Linked DNA regions of Homo sapiens: region 1 is linked to region 2. A link is a contact called in ENCODE Hi-C or POLR2A ChIA-PET data. All regions are on one chromosome and are shown on one strand. The core of a region is the stretch at or near the end of the contact, and the rest is flanking DNA. Distances in the headings are between cores, read along the strand shown.

Region 1 (4,232 bases), core at 1,040-3,539, 40 kb after region 2:
AGTGTATGTCTATAATCAGAAACTTCAGGCTGGGCACAGTGGTTCACGCCTGTAATCCCAGCACTTTGGAAAGCTGAGGCGGGTAGATCACCTGAGGTCAGGAGTTCGAGACTAGCTTGGCCAACATGGCGAAACCCCATCTCTACTAAAAATACAAAACATTAGTCAGACATGGTGGCATAGGCCTGTAGTCCTGGGTACTCGGGAGGCTGAGACAAGAGAATGGCTTGAACCCGGGAGACGGAGGCTGCAGTGAGCCAAGATCACGCCACTGCACTCCAGTCTGGGTGACAAAGTGAGATCTGTCTCAAAAAAAAAAAAAGAAAAAGAAAAAGAGAAAGAAACTTCAAATCCAAAACCTCAGACCTTCCCAAGCAATTCTTCTGGGGGGGAGGGGGTGCCCACAGGATGCCCCTTGCAGTCTGACTGACCTCTGGGCCCAGCCTAGGGTGGGATGGCCTCTGGGAGCCTCGGGGAACAGGTGAGGACTCCCAGGCTACTTGGGAAGAGGCCTGTATTTAAACAAGAGCCTCAAATGCCACCTGGGTGACCCTCGCCCACATTTCCTGGCCTTCTGTCCAGGGAGGGGAATTCGGGAGCAGGCGTGCATGGAGAAACTACTCGGGGTCCGTTTCTGTCTTCCTAATGAGGCTTTTAAAAATCAAAAGGGAGGATGCTGGAGGGTGAAACCACGGTTTAACAAAACCCGGAATGGGAAGAGGGGGAGGGGGACCCTGCCCCCACCCTGGGGAGGCTTTGACAGGGAACCAGAGAGCGGGCTGGGTGGACTGGAGGAGGCTGGGTGAACAGGAAGTCCCCCCACCCCAGTGAGCTACTTTCCCAACTGCCTCAGCCCAGCAAACAGCCAGTGGTGCCTGGACCACACCCTTCCTGCCCTGCACAAGAGGCCGCCAGTAGGCTCTCCCAGAGGCAGGGTAAAGTGGACCCCGCAGAGTGGGCGAGGACCCGTTCCCACTAAGGGCAACCGAGGGCAGGGTCCCACCACTGTCTTGGGCACCCTCCCCTCCGCCCTCCAGCAAACCACCATTCTTCTCCGAGGGCCTGTGCAGGGGTGTAGCCCCGACCTGAAACAGGGTGCCCATGACTGCTGGGGCTCGGAGTCGTCACTCCTCGGGGAGGCCCTCTGGACCACCCAATGCCCACTCTCTGTGACACCTCCCCGTTCGATTTTCTTCAGATTATCCTTGGCTGATATTCTATTTGGCCCTGTGTTCAGGGTCTCTCTCCCACTTCTAAGAGGGTAGTCTATCTCAGCCGCTGCGGGGTCACCAACAGAGCCTGGACACAGGAGGCATCTGGCAAATACGCGCTGCATGAATCAATGACTCCAGTGCCCACGCGCAAGGGGCCCCTGGGCTCAGAAAACCCCACCAGGCGGGCCCCTCCGAGCTCGGCCTGTCCTGGGGGTGGAGGAGGAAGTTCGCCCCGCGCCTGCCTCGCAACCGCAGCCGCCTCCGTGCGCTTCCTGCCCGCGCCGCCCTCCACACTGCGCTCCGTGTCTGGCAGCAGCCCCCGCCTCGCTGGGCGCGTTCCCGGGGGTCTCGGTGGCGGGAGCCGCCTTCTTGTGGGACTTGGGGGCACGTGGCGCGGGGCGGGGACGCGGACAGACCCCTCCCGCATCCTAGGAGGCCTGGGAGGGTCCGCGGGGACGCGGGGAGGGGGCACCGCCTGGCCGAGGACCCTCCCCCGGTCCTCCCCGCCCCTTCCCCGTCCCTTCCACGCTCGCCGAGGGCAGGACTTCGGTTCCGCGAGACCGGAGGCCCCTCGTCCTCCTCGGAAGCCGCCCGCGGCCGGGGACCCCAGTCCCGCAGAGGAGGGCGGCGCTGCCCCCGCCTCCCGCTTGGAGAGCGCCGCCCGCAGGTGCCCACGGAGGGGCCGCGGCATCCCAGCGCCCTCCCAGGAAGGAGCCGAGCGGATCACCGCCGGCTGCAGCGGAGGTCGGGGCGCCGGGGAGGGGCGCGGCTAGGGGGCGAGGTCGAAGGGCGGGCACCTGCGGGTGGGGCGGGGCCTGAATTAGCGGGAGCGCCCGGGAGGGGCGGGGCCGGGGCCTGCGTGAGCGGGTCGGGGAGGGGGCGGAGCCTGCGGGGGGCGGGGCCTGCGTGAATGGGGCGGGGAGGGGCCGGAGCCTTGTGAGCGGGGCGGGCCGCGTGTGCGGGGTGGGGGCGGAGCCTTATGAGCGGGGCGGGGCAGGGGCGTGGTCGGGGCGGGGCGCGCGGGCGCCCGCGGCGGCCCTCACTTCCTCTGGCGAGCGCAGCCGGGCGGAAGTGCGTCAGTTGTTATCTGTTCGGGGCGCCGCCGCCGCCTCACGAGCCCGGTGCCCAGGAGCCCGGCCGCCTCCCGCCTGCCGCCTGCCGCGCCCGCCCGGCCCCGCCCGCTCGGCCCGATCGCCGCGCCGCGCGCATGGGGCGCGCCCCCGGGGGGGCGGCCGAGGGCCGCTGAGCGCCGGGCCCGCCCCCGCCGATGCGCCCAGCCGCCCGCGCCGGGGGTCCCAGGCCGCGCCGGGCCCGGGGCTGAGCCGCCCCCCGCGCCCGGCATGCCCGGCCCGGCCCGCCGCCCGCCGCCGCCCAGGGCCCGAGCCCGCGCGGCGCACACTCAGCCCGGCGGCGCCGCGTAGCCGAGGGAGCCCGCCTGCTGCGAGCCAGGCGCGGGGCGTCAAGGTCACCGGCCCGACGGGGCGCACGCGCGGCCATGGAGGCCAAGGTCCGCCCGAGCCGGCGCTCGCGCGCGCAGCGGGACCGTGGCCGGCGCCGGGAGGCCGCCCGCGACGCCCGCGCCCAGAGTCCGTCGTCGGGCGACGAGCCCGAGCCCAGCCCCGGCAAGGAGAACGCGGGCCTCCGCGGCGCGCCCCCCCGAGGCGCCGCCCCCGCGCCCCGCACCGCGCGTCCCCCGCGCCGCCGCCGCCGCGAGTCCAGCTCGCAGGAGGAGGAGGTCATCGACGGCTTCGCCATCGCCAGCTTCAGCACCCTGGAGGCCCTGGAGGTAGGTGGACGGGTGCGGCTTCGCAGGCGTTGAGGCGAGAACGGGGCCCGGAGTTGACGCGTCGGGCGATCCCGGGACCCCTGGGCTTGCGACCGCCCGCGCCGTGGGCAGCCCTGAGGGAAGCCCCGGCCACTTGGTACCCGTTCCAGGGACCCTGGGTGCCCACCGCTCGCCCAGACCGTCGCATCTGGAAGACCCAGCAGCGTCGGGTGGGTTTGGGGACGTTTTAAGTTGCAGAGGCAAAAAAATCTACGCTTCGAAATTGGGGGCTGTCTGACAGCACCGTCGGCCTTTTATCAGTTGTGTTTCTGTGGCCAGCATATCGCTCTGCCTGGTTCAGGACGTGCTAGGGAGCAGTGCTGGATCTTAGGGAGGTGGTGATAAAATGGATACTCCGCGGGCCATCCCGTTCCCTCCTCCCTTCGAGGGCTCTGCTGAGAAGGGGAGAAGGAGGGTTAATCTCAAGACCCCTCTTGGTGACTGCTGCCTGCTGCATGGTTAATAGATTGGCCAAAAATATTGCTTGTCTGGCTGACGGACAGTATTTGCTGAGCAAATACTGCTCCTCTTACATGAACTCAGCTGAGCAGAGAAGGAAATTAAATGCTGTCTGAGAGTTGGGGCAGGCGCTGTCTCCCCAGGACTGGCATGGGCAGGAATGCTAGCAAGTTGCCCTGCACCAGGGCCGAGACCCGCCCAGCGAGGTGTGCCCCGTGCAGCACTTACTTTGGGGGACCCTCATCTGCTGGACTTTGACTCCCAGAATCACCCCATTTCCAACCCCTCTCACTTTTCCAGGGGCTTGGGAGCCCATGGCCTGGGATCCCCCAGTCTCAGAAGCTGAGCTTTGGGAAAAGGGGAGATGCCTACTGCAGGCCCCTGAAGCAGCAAGTCCTCTTCAAGTTCTCATCCAAACTCTGGGGACTGTAGAGAGCCTTGGGTCAGGGCCGGTGGCCAGGGAAGTGGCCCCAGAACAGGTGCCGCATCGTGTCCCGAGTGCACAGTCAGAGCTGGGGCTTCGTGTCCCAAGTGCACGGACAGAGCTGGGGCTCCTGTGGGCCCAGGACGGGGTGGGTGGTGGCCAGGCTCATCACACAGGCTGGCCATCCTCTGTCCTGCACATTATTAGATGGCTCCAGGGCTGGCACACGCCATTGCTCTGTGCTGGGACGGGATGGCCCTGGGGCTGTCTTCTGCCCTCTCAGTGGTGATAATGACACAGACTGTACGTG
Region 2 (4,107 bases), core at 613-3,112:
CCCAAGGAGACAAGAGCTTGCCCCAGCGAGCAGGTGTGGGTTAACTCAGTCACGCCCGCAGGAGACACACAGGGTTTCTGCAGAGAGCTCTGTTGTGGAAGTGCCGTCAGAGAGAGGCGGCTCGGTGTGGAAACAGGCCTCTTTATGCTCAGGAGGCAGGCTGAGAAGCTGCCCGGCCACAAGCACAGGCCACCTCTTGCAGAAGAGGGACCTTAACTCTGACCTCAGCCAAGAGCCCAGGAGACACAGCCTGGGGTCACAAAGAGTCAGCTCCTAGGAGCAGGCGGTGCTCACCTAGAAGCTGCTGGTGTGGACCTGGCTGGAGCTCAGGTTTCTGCCAACCGTGTCTGCTCCTCCTGTCCCTGCTGTTTGAACGGGGGTGTCGGCGTGTTCGTCCCGCCCCTGCCTTGTCATCGCATATTGGGTCTAGGGCCCCAGAGAAGTGCACGCCTGTGATCCCAGGCTTCTTAGTTCAGTTCCTCAGATGGAGATGTGGGTGAGAGACGCTGAGGGCCTCCTCCCCAGCCCTCGTTCTGATATGATCAAGGACTCCAAGCCTGGGCCTGAGGATGCAGCGGAATGAGAGGCCGAGGTCTCTGGAGATTGAGTGTGTTTTCACGTGGAGCTAAGGGTCACTGAGTGAGAGGGTGGCCGCCCCTTGTGCTGGCTTCTCCCTTGATGAATCTGGACTGGCCCCGAGCTACAGACTGAATCATCCCAAACTGGGAGACTTACACAAGCCTCCCTCCGGCTTCCAAAAGTTCCTTGGCTTGAGGATAACTTGGCAATCTCCCCTTGTGGAAGGACCCCAGTCCAGGATGGCCTCATCTTTGCTCATCACATCTGCGACACGGCCCTATTTCTAAATAAGCTCACCCTCTGATGACCCTATTTCATTCTTTTGAGACGGAGTCCCGCTCTGTCACCCAGGCTGGAGTGCAGTGGTGCGATCTCGGCTCACTGCAGGCTCCGCTTCCCGGGTTCAAGCCATTCTCCTGCCTCAGCCTCCTGAGTAGCTGGGACTACAGGCGCGTGCCACCACGCCCGGCTAATTTTTTCTAATTTTTAGTAGACACGGGGTTTCACTGTGTTAGCCAGGATGGTCTCGATCTCCTGACCTTGTGATATGCCCGCCTCGGCCTCCCAAAGTGCTGGGATTACAGGTGTGAGCCACTGCACCCGCCCTTTTTTTTTTTTTTTTGAGACGGAGTCTTGCTCTGTTGCCCATGCTGGAGTGCAGTGGCACAATCTCGGCTCACTGCAACCTCTGCCTCCCAGGCTCAAGCGATTCTCCTGTCTCAGCCTCCTGAGTAGCTTGAATTACAGGCACATGCCACCACACCCAGCTAATTTTCGTATTTTTAGTAGAGATGGGGTTTCACCATGTTGGCCAGGCTGGTTTCGAACTCCTGACCTCAGGTGATCCGCCTGCCTCGGTCTCCCAAAGTGCTGGGATTACAGGCGTGAGCCACCGCACCTGGCTGAAAAATTTATTTTTTTAAAAAGAGAGAAGTGCTTAGGAAATTCAATAAACTTACCTTTTTTTTTTCTTTCAAAAATTGCCCCGCTTGGAGCATGCTTTGAAAGTCACAAATAAAGGCTGTTATGTCGTGGCATTCAACCATTTTTGTCTGAAAAGCAACTTCCAAAAATCAGCTGTAGATTCATTGTGTTTCTTTCTAAAAATGAAGTGTTGTAATTAACACTACCCAGTTTCATAAATAAACAAAACATATTTTCTTGCATTCTAGTTTCGGGTTTCAGGATGAAACCTCCATCGATATCTCTAGTTCCTTCAAGTCTGCTGAAATGTCACCTTCCCTGCGGCAAGCATATTTTAGGTAAGGCGTAAATGCAGCCTGCCCCTCCCGGCACCCCACTTCCCCTTGACTTATTTGAGTGATGTGTTTACCTGTGATGACCGCGGCTCATATCTCCCCACCAACCTCCGGGGGCCCCAGGAGGGCAGAGAGCATGTGCTGTGTTCACTGTTGCTTTGAAAGTGCTTAGAACTGTGTCTGGTACATAGTAAATGTTCAATTAAATTTTTTTTTTTACAGTTTCACTTTTCACACTTAAGCGTTTAATCCACTTGCAGTATAGTCATCCCTCGATATCCTCGGGATTGGTTTCAGGACCGCCCTTGGATCCTGAAATCAGCAGGTTCCCAAGGCCCTGGTATAAAGTGGCCTGGTATTTGCATAGAGCCTACCCACCTTCTCCCAATACTTTCAGTCATCTCTGGATGATTTGTAATACCTAATGCCATGTAAATGCATCCCCTGGCGTTCCCGGATACCTGCCTGCATCACACAGTCCCTGCCTGTCCATCTCGCAGCTTTACAGCCCAGGAAGGCCCAGGCCCGGCTCCTCCCGACCTCTCCCGAAGTCCCTTTCCCCCAGCCTTGGTCCCAGAAACAACCAGCTCGAGGTGGGGGCAGTGAACGCTCAGGGTGGAGTTGCAGGCTAAGCCCTCCTAAGCTGCCAGGGAGAAGCGCTTTTCTGCCAGCAGCTCTGCGGAGGAAAATTGATTTCCTTGGTAATGAAGTGTTAACCCGCTGGGGGTGCTCGGAGCCGCGCCAGGCAGGCGGGAGGCCCCAGTTTGCACAGGCAGTCTTCCCAGACATGTCTCAGAGTCCTCGTCCCAAGCTGCCTGGGGCCCCGGGTGGGCCTGGAGTGACCAAGGGCACACAGACCTGCTTGCGGGGTGAGCTGAGCCGGCAGGGCCCAGCTCCCCAGGCCGGGAGGCTCCATCACCTCGTAATCATCTGGTGGTCTGGTGCCTGCCGGTCCAGGAGAGTCGCACACACAGTAAAATCCTCCAAAATCAAACACAGCTGCTTTTGCTCCTCCTGGAAAGGCAATGAGAAGCCCCAGAGGAGGTTAATGAAGTGCCTTGGAGCCCTCGGCCTTAGCCTGCAGCTGCTGATTTTCCAAGCAGGGCCATCTGAATGGGGGAGGCTTCTCCCAGGGTCCCTGGGCTGATGTAGGGGCTCAGCCATCTCAGTCCCTGAGGCTGGACCCCTCCTTGATGAGGGTCATGGTCCGACAGGGAGGGCCAGGCAGCATCAGCGCAGGTGTGGCCACTCCCTCCCTCCCCTCCTCCTCTGCTGGCCCCATGGCAGCCCCCCAGGAGCTACACAGCCTTGAATCCCCTCAGGGAGGCCCCCAAGGCCCGTTTGGGGAGCTGCCCACGCGGAGCCCAGCACGCCCGCCCGGCTTCTGCAGGGAGGGGCCCATCTCTTCCTGGCTGTGCTGGGTTTTCCAGTGCAGGCCAGAGGGGAAACTCCCATGATCGAGCCCAGCTGAGCCCCCTGCTCCAGCCCTGGGGGGCCGAGGAAGAGCAGGTTCTGAGACCCCGACCAGCTCAGGGCATCCAGGAGGGGCCAGGGCACCCTCTGTGCGGCTGGGGTGTCCTCCCAGTCTCCCCTCCTGCTGTCACTGGCCCGCGAGGCATCTGGAGGGCCCACACCTGCCAGTGACCCCTCTGGGGGGTTGTCCCAGGCTGCGCTGACTTCCTTTCTGTGGCGCGGGTGACACAGACGGCGACTCTCCAGGGCGGGGCAGGGGCTGGCAGGGCCGCCGGGTGTTCCCTGACCCTGGAGGCTTCGGGGAGGGAGGGGAGGACGCCAAGCAGGGGCGGGAGCTTAGAGTCCCCCCCACAGCTCATCAGGCCACGCGAGTCCTGCAGGGTGGTCTGGGATGGCCCCTCACCCTCTGACGTCCTCTTGGGCTGGGCCAGTGAGGAGCAGCCACAGGAAGGCGGAGGGTCGGGGGTGGAGGTTGGAAGGCAGAGGGCGGAGGGCGGGCGGGGGCATCCATTCTCCCGAACAGGGGTCTTGCTGCGCGACTCTTCCATCTCACGCTGCCGGACCTGTCTCTTCCCCGCCGTCCACGCTGGGGACGGTTTTAGTGATTTCCCCGGGTTCTGTGCCCTAAATCCTGCCACACTTCAGCCACATCCCCCTCATTACTCCTAATTTGGATTCCCAGGTGGAGGGGCCAGCCCACCCTGGCTGCAGTGGGAGGGCAGCCCCTGAGTGCACAGCCTGTGGCCCACAGAGGACGGGGTCTGCGCTCTGAGGAGGGTTCCCGGCCCGCATCGGT

The links. Hi-C counts contacts between places; a loop is a spot of excess contacts on that map. ChIA-PET counts read pairs that join two places held with the same protein, here RNA polymerase II (POLR2A). Pooled maps may share reads with other maps.
Region 1: a map of B cell shows a loop between it and region 2 (4-fold over the local background). The contact joins the promoter of FBRSL1 here to the enhancer-like site in region 2. A Hi-C loop is called at or near these places in 12 of 168 maps with a recorded cell type or tissue (B cell, CD4-positive, alpha-beta T cell, CD4-positive, alpha-beta memory T cell and 6 more), 33 of 37 single-sample maps with no recorded cell type and 18 of 50 pooled maps. POLR2A ChIA-PET finds 5 or more read pairs at or near these places in 11 of 52 experiments (CD4-positive, alpha-beta T cell, CD4-positive, alpha-beta memory T cell, CD8-positive, alpha-beta memory T cell and 8 more).

Annotation. Positions count from the first base shown.
Region 1 is chr12:132,487,862-132,492,093 of GRCh38, forward strand. It overlaps FBRSL1 (fibrosin like 1), which reads left to right and starts at 2,290. Exons shown (of 19, transcript NM_001367871.1): 1 at 2,290-3,000. The coding sequence starts at 2,710. RefSeq lists enhancers at 1,251-1,380, 3,378-3,941 and silencers at 1,571-1,640, 1,771-2,220.
Region 2 is chr12:132,447,894-132,452,000 of GRCh38, forward strand. No RefSeq gene overlaps it. Among named protein-coding and RNA genes, the nearest start is that of MUC8, 25 kb to the right of the region's middle. RefSeq lists silencers at 1,818-1,867, 1,898-1,967 and an enhancer at 3,202-3,511. Within about 2 kb of position 1,863, at least 3 of the 41 ENCODE cell types and tissues checked have a DNase peak (open chromatin) inside an H3K27ac peak, as active enhancers do; they include B cell, where a contact is called at or near this core.